Linked DNA regions of Homo sapiens: region 2 is linked to region 1. A link is a contact called in ENCODE Hi-C or POLR2A ChIA-PET data. All regions are on one chromosome and are shown on one strand. Each heading gives the region's core, a stretch centred on a gene start or an enhancer-like site at or near the end of the contact. The rest is flanking DNA. Distances are from core to core; before and after follow the strand shown. Region 1 holds the start of TNFRSF4 (TNF receptor superfamily member 4). Region 2 holds the start of DVL1 (dishevelled segment polarity protein 1).

Evidence for each region. A loop is a pair of places that touch in the nucleus more often than their neighbours do. ChIA-PET counts read pairs that join two places held with the same protein, here RNA polymerase II (POLR2A). Pooled maps may share reads with other maps.
Region 2: a loop to region 1 is called in a pooled map, with 2.0 times the contacts of the local background. The contact joins the promoter of DVL1 here to the promoter of TNFRSF4 in region 1. A Hi-C loop is called at or near these places in 2 of 50 pooled maps. POLR2A ChIA-PET finds 5 or more read pairs at or near these places in 2 of 52 experiments (H1 and activated T-cell).

Annotation. Positions count from the first base shown.
Region 1 is chr1:1,210,178-1,216,390 of GRCh38, forward strand. TNFRSF4 (TNF receptor superfamily member 4) reads right to left here and starts at 3,976. Exons shown (of 7, transcript NM_003327.4): 1 at 3,806-3,976; 2 at 3,486-3,608; 3 at 2,815-2,916; 4 at 2,461-2,527; 5 at 1,765-1,961; 6 at 1,527-1,655; 7 at 1,163-1,448. The coding sequence starts at 3,950. The coding sequence ends at 1,378. RefSeq lists a silencer at 3,054-3,103.
Region 2 is chr1:1,345,882-1,352,094 of GRCh38, forward strand. DVL1 (dishevelled segment polarity protein 1) reads right to left here and starts at 3,537. Exons shown (of 15, transcript NM_001330311.2): 1 at 3,015-3,537. The coding sequence starts at 3,184. RefSeq lists enhancers at 160-1,038, 1,240-1,869, 1,870-2,499 and silencers at 2,052-2,228, 3,389-3,568, 3,669-3,988, 4,009-4,158.

The sequences.
Region 1 (6,213 bases), core at 2,726-5,225:
CACCATGGAGGCGAACAGGCACCTCCGCCTCCCGAGGGACACAGATGTCGCTTAGACGCCCGGGGTGTCTTCCCTGCGGGAAGCCTGCAGGGCTGCTCCCGCCTTGTTCCCGAGCTGTGGCCTCGGGCGTGACTGGCGCTCGGGAGCAGGCTCTGTGCTGCTCGAAGGATACCCCACTCCCAGACACCAGCTTGAGAAGATTCCCGCACGGCCGGGGACGGCCCCAGGGCCTTGGGAGCGTCTGTGGACACCTGTGGTGTGGGCCGAGGAGCTGGGAGCTCATCTGAACACGCCAGCACTCGCGCATCCACGCTGCTGGCGGATGCCTGGGTTTCTCCACTGTGGGGCCACGTTACATGAAGTCGCTGTGGTCATTCTCATTCAGATCCCAGGACTCTTAAGTGCGCAGGAGTGGGACGGCCGGGGCCCAGGGTGGACAGAAAGTTGGCTCAAGCAGAAACTGTGGTTTCCAAGGTGACTGTCCCCCTGGACACCTATGGCAGGGACATAGGGGCCGTGTGGGCCCTTTGCAGGGACTCCTCGGGGTGCTCAGGGGCCCTGGGACCCCCTTCCAGGTGCAGCAAGGGGTGGGCGTAGGTGTGGAGGGGAAGAGGGGCAGGTCTCTACACTCCTCCTCCAAGGACACAGAGCCCCGGGGGTCAGCCACTCCCAAGCTCCTTGGGCAACCCGGGGCTCAGGGGCCAGCTGCCCTTGTCAGCGCCTGGCCAGGAACCTCCACCCCAGGCAGCCTTGGGCCTGAGCTTTCCCAGTCTCTCCCCCCGCTCCCCACTCAATCTGGAACTCGCACCCAGGGACCAACCTCCAGGGTCCCACTTGACCCCGCTACCCTCACCTCCACCCTGGCCCAAGACCCCTCTCCAGCCACAGGTTGGCACAGCCCAAGTCTCCCAAGACCCCTCTCCAGCCACAGGTTGGCACGGCCCAAGTCTCCCAAGACCCCTTTCCAGCCACAGGTTGGCACGGCCCAAGTCTCCCAAGACCCCTCTCCAGCCAGAGGCGGGCACGGCCCAAGCCTCCCAAGACCCCTGTCCAGCCAGAGGCGGGCACGGCCCAAGCCTCCCAAGACCCCTCTCCAGTCAGAGGCGGGCACGGCCCAAGCCTCCATGCCACAGGTGTGCAGCCCACAGTGCCGGTCGGAGACTCCCGTCTGCCAAGGTTTTTATTGTGGTCCCGCGGGGCAGGAGGTATGCATGGCATACGTAAGCAGAGAGCCGGAGGCAGCCATCGGCACCTAGAACGGTGCAGAGTTGGCCCAGGAGCGTGGCGGGGCAGGCGGCCTGCACCTGCCCTGCTCGCCCAGCAGACCCTCCGGGCTCCAGCCTGGCGGGGCCCAGCGTCCACCTTGGTGGGCCCAGGTCAGATCTTGGCCAGGGTGGAGTGGGCGTCGGCCTGCTCCTCTTGGATGGGGGTCCGGAAACTGCCTCCCCCTGGGGAGGAAAAAAGGAGAGATTGGTGGGTGGGCCTCACCCGCCAGGAGCAGTGCGGCAGGGCCATGAGGCACTCACCAGGGGGCTTGTGGGCATCGGGGGGCAGCCTCTGGTCCCTCCGGAGCAGGTACAGGGCCAGCAGGATGGCCAGGGGGCCCAGCAGCCCCAGCACCAGGCCCAGGCCCAGGATGGCGGCAACCGCACGGCCTGCAGGAAGGGGTCTGCTGGGTGGGGTCCACAGGAGGGGCCCCCATGCCGCCCTCCCCTTCTCCTATTCGGGTTGGGGGCCCCGCTGGGCTGGGCCAGGCGCCCTTACCCCCGGGGACCTCCACGGGCCGGGTGGAGGGTCCCTGTGAGGTTCTGGGCCAGGCTTCAGTGGGCTGGACAGTGATGGGCCTGGCCGGGGGGCCCTGGGTCTCCTGGGGCTGCGTGGCTGGGGGGTCCCTGTCCTCACAGATTGCGTCCGAGCTATTGCTGGCCGGCTGCAGGGTGTGCTTCCCAGCCAAGGTGCAGCTGTTGGGGAACAGGAGGTGTTGCTCAGGCCAGAAACCCCCTGGGACCCGGGAGATGCGGTGGGGATAACAGGGTCCACGCTGGCCAGCCACAGGCAGCATCTACCACAGACACCAGGCCAGTGACAGCCAAGGACGCTGCCCAGCCCCACGTGCCCCCCACAGGGGCCTCCAAGGCCACACACCCTTCTCCCACATCTACACCCCCCACCAGCACCTCCCTGTCCTGTGCCCCCAGGGCCTCCCAGCTGCGGAGGGTGAGGGTCCCACACACCCAGCTCCACCCACAGGGAAAGGCTGCCCCCAGGCAGCAGCTTCCTGCTCCCCAACCAGGTCCAGCCACATAGCCAGGCCCCCAGGGCCACCAGCACCTCCCCTTCCCCCAAAACTGCCCCCACCCCACCTGCCCCCCCAGCCCCTCCCAGCTCCCCAGCTCCTCCGCCCTCCTAACCACCCCAACCCCCCCCCAGCCCCTCCCAGCCCCTGGCCAGGCCCCTCACTTGGTCCAGGGCTTGCAGGCCTGGTTGTCGCCTGGGGAGAAGTGCCCTGGAGGGCAGGGGGCACAGTCTGCAACAAAGATAGGGTGGTCAGGGGCTGCCCACAGGCCCCGGGTGCTGGGGACATGGGGCAGAGCCTGTGGGGCAGGCACTTGCCCCCCATGGCTGGGTGGTGGGTTTGGCCTCTGGAAGCCCTCCCTGCCCACATCCCACCCGTGGGCCCTGACCCGGGAGCTCGGTCTTGAGGATGCCAGAGGAGGCACCGGTGGGGCCAGGTCCCTGCGGCCCACGGCCCATCTGCGTCACAGACAGCCGCTATGCACACCCCCAACCGCCGGCCGCAGCCACCGAGCTCACCAACTCCAGGCTTGTAGCTGTCCAGGGGCTGGGTGCCCGCCCGGCAGCGGCAGACTGTGTCCTGTGTGGCCGTGCACAGCTGCTTCCGCTCACTCCCACTTCCTGAGCAGGGGCCGGATGGGGGGGTGGTCAGGTGGGGGCTGTGGACAGGGTCCTCAGGAAGCGTGGGCACTGGAGGACAGGTTGGCCTCCCCACCACACAGAGGGCCGTGGGCAGGGGTCTGCGGCCTCCCCTGAGACTTGGAGCCCCTGCAGCCCCCGAGGCTCCTGGGCCCTCCCTTCCTGGCCACAACCTGGGGCTGGTTCCGTGGCAGCCCCAGCCACCCTTCCCTACCCCTCCACCGCCTCCAGCCGCCAGCCCCGCCTGCGGCAGGGTCTCCATGGCCCAACCCCCCAGCCTCACTGCTCAGGCCAGCAAGGCCAGGCCACATGGCCAGCGTGGTCTCCCCGACTCCACGTGGCCTGGGCCGAGTCTGGGCCCCCGGAGGGAGAGGGGGTGCCCCTGGGAGACGCCTCAGCTCCTCGAAGGACCCCTGTGGCGGAGCAGACCCCGCTGTGGTTTGAGGTTCGTTTCTGCGGCTGTGGGAGCCCCATGCTGCTGCGTGGGAATGTGGGTGCCAGGCTGCCGCCCCCTGTGCTGGGTGGGGCTGTGGGGCCAGGTGGGAGCTCACTGAGGTTACACCACGTGCAGGGCTTGCACGGCTTGGAGCTGACCACGTCGTTGTAGAAGCCCGGCCCGCACGGACGGCACACCGTGTTCTGGGAGCGGCTGCAGCGGCTCACCATCCCGTTGCCTGCAGCAGAGGCCGGCGTCAGGCAGCGGTCAGGCCCCAGGCTTGCGCCCGTGGACCCCCCCAGGCGGCTCCTCTGCCAGGCTTGGCCGGCCCCTCACCCGCCCCCTCCCCAGGACCAGCCTCCTGGCTGGCCCATCCCTGCCCCAGCCCCCAGTCCCTGGAGTGCCCGTGCGTGGCGACCCCTCCTGAGGCCTCACCTGGCCTGCACTCGTGGCAGCACCGGTCGTTGCTGGGGTAGGTGTCCCCGACACAGTGGAGCCCCGTCACGGTGCTCAGCCCCAGGCCCAGGAGGAGCAGAGCCGCACACGGCCCGCGGCCCAGCCGCCGAGCCCCCACGCACATCCTCGTCTCTGCTGTCGCCAGAGTCTGGGTTTTCCTTGCGGGGTGTGGCTATAAGGACTGTGGAGGAGGGGAGGGGAGAGGGGAGGAGGGCAGAGGAGGCGGGAGGAGGAAGGTGGCAGGCCGGGGACCCTGGCTGTGGGCTGGGCACAAAGGCGGGGTCTGGGCACCCCCAGCATTGGCTTATTCTGCCTTCTGACCTCTTCTGCCCAAGACCACCGTGTTCAGACCCCAGGGCACAGTAGGGCCTGGCCTGCGGCTCGACCCTCAGCAAAAAGGTCCATGGAGCACGTGGGTAAACTGAGGCAGCACTGAGTCAGGAGAGGCAACTCCTCAGTCTGGACCTTCAGGGCTGTGGCACTGCTGAAGCATGGTCCCCCTTGTATGCCCAAGACTAGCTCTGAGCAGCAGTGACCACAGCCATGGTAAGACAGACACCCATGGCCAGGCACGGTGGCTCCCGCCTGTAATCCCAGCACTTTGGGAGGCCAAGGCGGGTGGATCACCTGAGGTCAGGAGTTCAAGACCAGTCTGGCTAACATGGCGAAATCCCGTCTCTACTAAAACTACAAAAATTATTCGGGCGTGGTGGCGGGCGCCGGTAATCCCAGCTAGTCAGGAGGCTGAGGTAGCAGAATCACTCGAACCCAGGAGACAGAAGTTGCAAAGCAGAGGTGGCGCCACTGCACTCCAGCCTGGGCGACAGGGCGAGACTCATCTCAAAAAAAAAAAAAAAGACACCCGTGACCACAGCCCACGCTGAGTGTGCCTGAGCACGGCAGGTGTCTATGGCTGAACTGTGCCCCTTAAATTCCTGCGTGGAAGCCCTAACCCCCATGTGGCAGTGTTTGGAGACAGGCCTCTGAGGAGGTGGTGAGGGTGGGTCCTGGATGGCCTGGCGCACACGGGCACGCAGGCAGGTTTCCACCTTCTATGCAAACAGTTCTCAGGTTCCAGGTTTGCCCAGAGGATGCGAACTGCCCGGAGAGCTGGGGAGCAGGTGCGGGGCTGGGGGCTCCCTGGGCCCTTTCTGCACCTTTCAAATAACTGTGACCAGCCTGTGATTATCCAAAAGTTCATTTTTGAAGTTGCAAGTGGAGAGGGGCCTCTAGGAACAGAGCAGCAGGGAAGGGGCTGGAAATCCCCTCCTCCCAGGAGCACAGGAAACAGCTGCCTGTCCTCGGCCCACCCGTGGGGAAATTCCCAGCCGTGGAGCCCGCTGGCCCTGGAGAGGGAGGGAGTGGAGGGAGAGGCCACCCGCCCTCGGACTGAGGGTCCCTAAGTTGGTCACCCTCCCCACGTCCCCACAAGTAGAGAGGACCCTGGAAGGGCTCAGAGCATCCCAGACAGTGTGTGTACCTGCATGTGCACACCCCAACCCAGGTGGGCAGAGGAGGAAAGTTCTGGCATTTTGTGGAAGGTTCCACCCAGCGTTCACAAGGGTTTCCCACTGACAGTGAGAAAAAGCTTACATTTGCAATTGGTTCCTTGGAGGTTCAGGTGAACTGGGGGTCTTGGTGGGCAACACTGCTCTCCTGGGGCCTAAGTGGCCACATCTGCCCACAGGTGCAGTGAGTGGGGCCCGTGCACCATGGAGAGGGCACCCCCAGCATATTGCTGGCAACTGCAATGGCCCCAGGATGGGGCACGGCCCCTCCTGCTTGAAGCTGCCCAGGAAGCTCAGGTCTCCTTGTCCTGGGCTTAAGGTCACAGGTCCAAGAAAGCCCTGCTGTGTCCATGGAACCGGGTGTGGCGTGGCCACAGGAGGCTGGACACTGACCCAGAGCTCAGGACCCCCAAGGTCTGTAAGGCAGCCTGCAGCTCGAACCACATCCCCAGGAGCTGGGCTCCCCGCTCCACACAGTAGTGTCGCGGGCGGCACAGGGCAGCCCATGAGTGGCCACTGCTCCTCCAGTACCAGACTGGAGCTGGCTGGGGCCTCTGAAGGGCCAGGTGCCACCACATACCCAGCTGTCCCCCCGCCTTCATGTCCAGCACAGCATGGCCTCAGCTCACACCTCCCACCTCTGGGTGCACGGCCCTCAGCACAGGGCGTCGAATGCTGCTGCAGCTATGATGGTCCCTGGCTGTGGCCTGGGGCCACGGATGGGGAAAGACAGAGTCCAGGCCACCGAAGGTTGGCTCCAGGGAATTACAGCCCCTTAGAGCAGGGCGTGGGACCATCCTCCCACCACCTGCGCTGGCCGTGGCTCTGTGAATCTCGTTTGCCTGGGAACCAGCCCAGGTGCCAACCCGCCCTCTCGGC
Region 2 (6,213 bases), core at 2,287-4,786, 140 kb after region 1:
CTGTGGCCTCCCAACCCCTGACCCCAGAGCCAGGGGCTCTCCACCAGCCTGTCCCCTGGGTGGTGCCGAGTCCTGGGATCTCTCTGTGCCCCTCCCCCGGTTCAGGACACACAGGCTCAAGTGTCCCTGCTAGGCCATGGCTATGAGTGCAGTAGGTGAACTGCCTGGACCCTCCCAAAACCAGGGAGGCACTCAGGGCACAGAGAGGCTGAGTCACAGACCCCAAGTGGCACAGCCAGGGAGGGCGGAGTGGGAACTCCCCCCACAGCCCAGGCCAGGCAGAGCCTCCCCAACTCCATAGCTCCCCACAGCACCACCCAGGACACAAGGAGCTGTCACAACACCGAGGCCCATGGCAGGCGGCCCTGGGGACCAGGGCTTTGGGCCCACAGCCTTGCCTCCACCCATCCCCCAGTCCCAGGCCTGGGTCACCCCCACCTCGGAGATGAACTGTGGGAGCTGTGCCCAACAGACAGCCTCGGTGCCAAGTCCAGCAGGCCCAGCATCCGCCACGCACCCAGCAGTGGGGACCCGGAGCCAAACACCCTCCCTCCTCTGCCTCGGCCCAAGGCTGGGCGAGACCCCCTGCCAACCACCAAACCCAGCACCAGGCAGAGACCCTCCCCAATTCTGCCCTCCTCCCAGCCCTGGGGATCTTGGGTCAGAATAGCTGTGACCAGGGCATGAAAAGTGGAGGACAGGCGGGGGACCTTCACCCACTGGGCCAAAGCCGTGCGTGGGGAGTGGGGTCCAGACCAGGGCACGTGGTTGTGGCCATGACACAGGCTCCCTGCACTGCAAGGTGGTCAGTCATGCTCTGGAGCAGAGGCTGGGGAACCAGGGCTGGGCTGAGAATGCAGCGGGGGCTGGCGCAGGAACCCCCGACTCACCAGGGCCTCCTCAGCGTCCCCAGCCTGAAGCTCCCTCTCTTATGAAGGCCACCCCAGACCAGCGAGGACCTGCCTTCTCTTCCCCCCATCTCCAACTACATTCGCTTGGCATCCAGGGTCAGTGTCTAGTTCAGCAGTCGCTTAAGCTAAAGTATTACTGACCAACCAGCCCCTCCCACGGGGGTTCTATTCCACAGAACAGACAGTGCTGAGAGGTCTGCGGGTAGAACTCAGGGGAAGGGATGAAGGAAGTAATTGATGAGGGTCCTCCGTAGGCTCCTGAGGCCACCAGCCAGAGGACCAGGGAGGACACAGAGCAAGGCCCCCATCCCAGCCAGAGGACCTGGGAGGCTACAGAGCAAGGCCCTCGTCTTGGACCTCCAGCATCACCCCAGTCCATTCTTTCCAACCCCCACAGCCCAGCCCAGCCCAGCCCTGACCTCTGCAGCCCCACTGACTCCCAGCCCCCTGTAAGTCTGCAGCCTCCAAAGCTGTACACTGAAGCTCCCCTGTCTCTTTCCTGGCCGCATCCCCAAGCCTGCCTCGACACCCAGACCTGCCCACCCTGTTCCCAGGCCCGGGCACCCACGCGTCCTCCAAATGTGCCCAGCAGGTGCAGCCACTGCTAGAAGTGCACTAGGGCAACAGTCAGGCTGTCTCTGCCCTGGGCAGCCCCCGGTGGGTGTCAGGAGCAGAAGGCGGACTCCCCCAGGGCTTCATCCCAGAGCATGGTCCAGGAGCAGAACCTGGGGGCTGGGCACCTCCTCACTACGCATTTCCTGGTGGCACACATTTGCAACAAACAGCATTAGTAACTTTGGTAACTTTCGTTAGAATAATAAACTAAGTCAAAAACAAAAGTACCTGACACATGCCCCATGCTCAAGGCCAAAGCAGCCCAGGCCCAGAGAAGCAGGGACTGCAAGGTGCCCCAGCTGGGGAGGAGCCCGGACCAGACTCAGAAAACAAACCGCCCCCTCCTGCCCAACCTGACCGGAGCGGGCAGGAGGGCCGCTGAGCCGAGTGGGGAGCGCCCAGCCTTCAAAGGCTGCCAAGGACGCACCCTGCCCTCTCTGCTTTGCCTGGTCGTGGGGGTGGGGAAGGAAAGTACAGCTGTCTAGATGTCCCTTGGGCCCCCCTGAGAGCTCCAGAGCGGACCCAGCCTGACTGGACCTGGGGCTGCCTGAGGACCCTGCAACCACAGAATCCAAGAAACAACCTTAATGTCACAATCCCAAGAAGCGGCCACACACAAGGACACCGCTTGCCGGAGGCTCACCTCCTGGGGCCACGAGGCCTGAGCCCGCCCCCAGCACTGTTGAGCTGGGACTAGGGACTCAGGTTACTGGTGGCTGGGCCGGGCCAGGCCAGGCCTCAAGCAGACCGCCAGGCTCCTGCTCCCTGTCCCAGAGGGCCCAGCTCAGCACAGCAGGGGTCTCCTCGCCTGGGACACCACCACCGAGGCCCAGCAGGGAGACGCTGACCCAGGCTGCCCCGAAACAGCAGATGGTCTGGGCTGCTCCGGGAACGCAAGTGCTTTGTGGCTCAGTGGGGACGGGGCCCACAGGAAGCTCAGGACACGGGTAGGCGAATAAAGTTTCATGGTCACCAGTGGCCCTTGACCTCCACCCTGTCACAAGGACCCTGCAGAAGGGGGCCAGGAGAACCTGTCTTGACCCTCGGGAAGCTTCTGCAAACCCTAGCAGACAGGTTGGTGAACCTGTACCCCCATGTCTCCCCATCCCAGCTAGGGAACCCCACCCTGCTTCCTTCCCACTGACACGCCCCTGACCCCAGCCCGCACCAACGGCAGGCGCTCCCGGCCAGCCCCGGTGGAAGCGATGCGGCCGACCGAGTCTGACACGGGCCAAGGCAGGACTCGGGGCCGGGAAGCTGGGGCCAGGGACGCCGGGAACCCCGCCTGCCATCGCCCCGCTCCACGGACAGGTGGGCGCGCGCCGCACACGGGCCGAGGCCGCCACCCGCGCCGCATCTAGCGGAGGCGCGTCGCGGTCGCAGGTCCCCGGGGGCGCGAACGGCTCAGGACCCCCGCCCCGTCCCCGCGCGGGCAGGTGCGACCCCCGAGCCCGCGCCAGGCTCGCGCAGGCCTCGCGGCCGACTGACCCGAAGTCCTGGTCCATGGACTTAAAGAAGAATTTGTAGGCGTGCACGGGCCGGTTGCTGAGCACGTTCTTGAAGTCGGCCAGCGTGACGCGCTCGGGGGCCACGGGCAGCTTGACCAGGTACGGCGTCTCCTCCTCGTCCATGTGGTAGATAATCTTGGTCTCCGCCATGGCGCGGCGGCGGCGCGGAGCCCGCGCGCTCAGGGCCCGGCCCGGGGCTCGGACGCGGGGCGCTACCCGCCCGCCCGCCTGCGCCCCGCCCGGCCCGCACCGCTCTCGGCCCCGACGCTCCGAGGCCCCCGGGCGCCCCCGCCCGACCGCCCAGGCCCCGGCCGCCGCCCCCGGCTCCCGCGCGCGTCCCGACTGCTGCCCCGCGGCCCGCGGCCGCCCATCCGCCCCCGGCCCGGGAGCGGCGCGAGGGACGCAGCACGGAGGGCGCGCTCAGCCCCGCCGCCCTCCCGCCTGCGCCCCTCGGGCCGCGCCGTTAAAGGGACCGCCCGGCCCGGGGTCCTGAGCGTGGCCGCGGGGGGGCGCCCGAGCGCGCGGCGTTGACGTCACGGGGGCGCACGGCGGGGGCGGGGCGAGGATGCGCAGACGCAGGCGATCATCGCTCGCCCCGCCCCGCCCCGGCCCCGCCCCCGCGCGCGGGCCCGCGCTCCATTATGATCCGGCGCATGCGACGCGCGCCGCTGGCTGTGGGCCCGTGGGCGCCGGGGCGCTCGGGTCGGGCGGAGGGACCCCGGGGACGCCGGGTGCGCGGCGCTGAGGTGGCGCCCGGTCGCTCTGCGCCACCGCGAAGGCTCCCGACTCGCGTGCCCTCTGCCGGGTCCCACGGGGTCCAGGCAGCAGGCCGAGCGGATGCGGGGCGCGCGGGGGCGCGGGCGTGCACGGAGGCGTCGGAGCGCCCGGCGGCGGGAGGGATTTAGTCCTGGGGTTCTCCGCAGGGCAGGGGAGACTTCCGAGGCGTCCCTTGAGGCCGCGGGGCGTCCGCGCTTACTGTTCCGGGGCTCGCGGGGCTGGAGGCCTTCCCGACCCGACCCCAGCAGGAAGCGCGGAGGCCACTAGAGGGCGGCCCAGGATGGGAGGAGTGAGGAGGGGGCCTGGACGGGGCAGGAGCGACGGGGGGAGTGAGGAGGGGGCCTGGACGGGGCAGGAGCGACGGGGGGAGTGAGGAGGGGGCCTGGACGGGGCAGGAGCGACGGGGGGAGTGAGGAGGGGGCCTGGACGGGGCAGGAGCGACGGGGGGAGTGAGGAGGGGGCCTGGACGGGGCAGGAGCGACGGGGGGAGTGAGGAGGGGGCCTGGACGGGGCAGGAGCGACGGGGGGAGTGAGGAGGGGGCCTGGACGGGGCAGGAGCGACGGGGGGAGTGAGGAGGGGGCCTGGACGGGGCAGGAGCGACGGGGGGAGTGAGGAGGGGGCCTGGACGGGGCAGGAGCGACGGGGGGAGTGAGGAGGGGGCCTGGACGGGGCTGGAGCGACGGGGGGAGTGAGGAGGGGGCCTGGACCGGGCAGGAGCGACGGGGGGAGTGAGGAGGGGGCCTGGACCGGGCAGGAGCGACGGGGGGAGTGAGGAGGGGGCCTGGACGGGGCAGGAGCGACGGGGGGAGTGAGGAGGGGGCCTGGACGGGGCAGGAGCGACGGGGGGAGTGAGGAGGGGGCCTGGACGGGGCAGGAGCGACGGGGGGAGTGAGGAGGGGGCCTGGACGGGGCAGGAGCGACGGGGGGAGTGAGGAGGGGGCCTGGACGGGGCAGGAGCGACGGGGGGAGTGAGGAGGGGGCCTGGACGGGGCAGGAGCGACGGGGGGAGTGAGGAGGGGGCCTGGACGGGGCAGGAGCGACGGGGGGAGTGAGGAGGGGGCCTGGACGGGGCAGGAGCGACGGGGGGAGTGAGGAGGGGGCCTGGACCGGGCAGGAGCGACGGGGGGAGTGAGGAGGGGGCCTGGACGGGGCAGGAGCGACGGGGGGAGTGAGGAGGGGGCCTGGACGGGGCAGGAGCGACGGGGGGAGTGAGGAGGGGGCCTGGACGGGGCAGGAGCGACGGGGGGAGTGAGGAGGGGGCCTGGACGGGGCAGGAGCGACGGGGGGAGTGAGGAGGGGGCCTGGACCGGGCAGGAGCGACGGGGGGAGTGAGGAGGGGGCCTGGACCGGGCAGGAGCGACGGGGGGAGTGAGGAGGGGGCCTGGACGGGGCAGGAGCGACGGGGGGAGTGAGGAGGGGGCCTGGACGGGGCAGGAGCGACGGGGGGAGTGAGGAGGGGGCCTGGACGGGGCTGGAGCGACGGGGGGAGTGAGGAGGGGGCCTGGACGGGGCAGGAGCGACGGGGGGAGTGAGGAGGGGGCCTGGACGGGGCAGGAGCGACGGGGGGAGTGAGGAGGGGGCCTGGACCGGGCAGGAGCGACGGGGGGAGTGAGGAGGGGGCCTGGACGGGGCAGGAGCGACGGGGGGAGTGAGGAGGGGGCCTGGACGGGGCAGGAGCGACGGGGGGAGTGAGGAGGGGGCCTGGACGGGGCAGGAGCGACGGGGGGAGTGAGGAGGGGGCCTGGACGGGGCTGGAGCGATGGGGAAGAGAGTGCGGTGGGGTCCCTTGGTTCCCGTCCCCAGGAAGCCGGCGAGATGGAACTGGCATCTATCGGGCCCTGACCGTGCTGGGGGCTGCACCGGCTCGGAAAGAAACCGATCAGTGCAGGCACCAGTGCTTGACGGTCAGCTTGGGCCTGGGATCCTGACCCTGCACCCGGGCTCTGAGAGGGAGAACTGTGGCGTTTGCTCAGCCAAGCCCGGACAGCTTAGCCGCCAGCCCCCTCCACCTTCCCGCAGCCCTTCTCTTCCCCAGAGGTCAGAAGCCAGGCAGGAAGACCTAAGAGGGGCTATCTGTTGAGGCCCCAGGGAGGGAGGAAGCCTGTCCCTGCCCTGAGGGCCTGACCCCAGGCTAGGTCTCAAGAGAGGCTGGAAGCCAGAGGCCTGAGGCCAGTCCCGTTGCTGACGCGGATGTGGTCCAGCTGGGGCCCTGACAGGTGTGGCCACTGGTGAGGCCAGAGGTAACCGGGCTGGGAGGGGGGTGCATCTTCAAGCCACACCTCCCCAGACCAGCCTCCCTCCCTCCCCATCCATGCTTGTGTGGGGTCCTTGTGGGCAACTGTCACCCTTTCCCACCCCCACTGTCCTGGGAGGACTGGAGGATGGGGTTGGGTGGTGACGC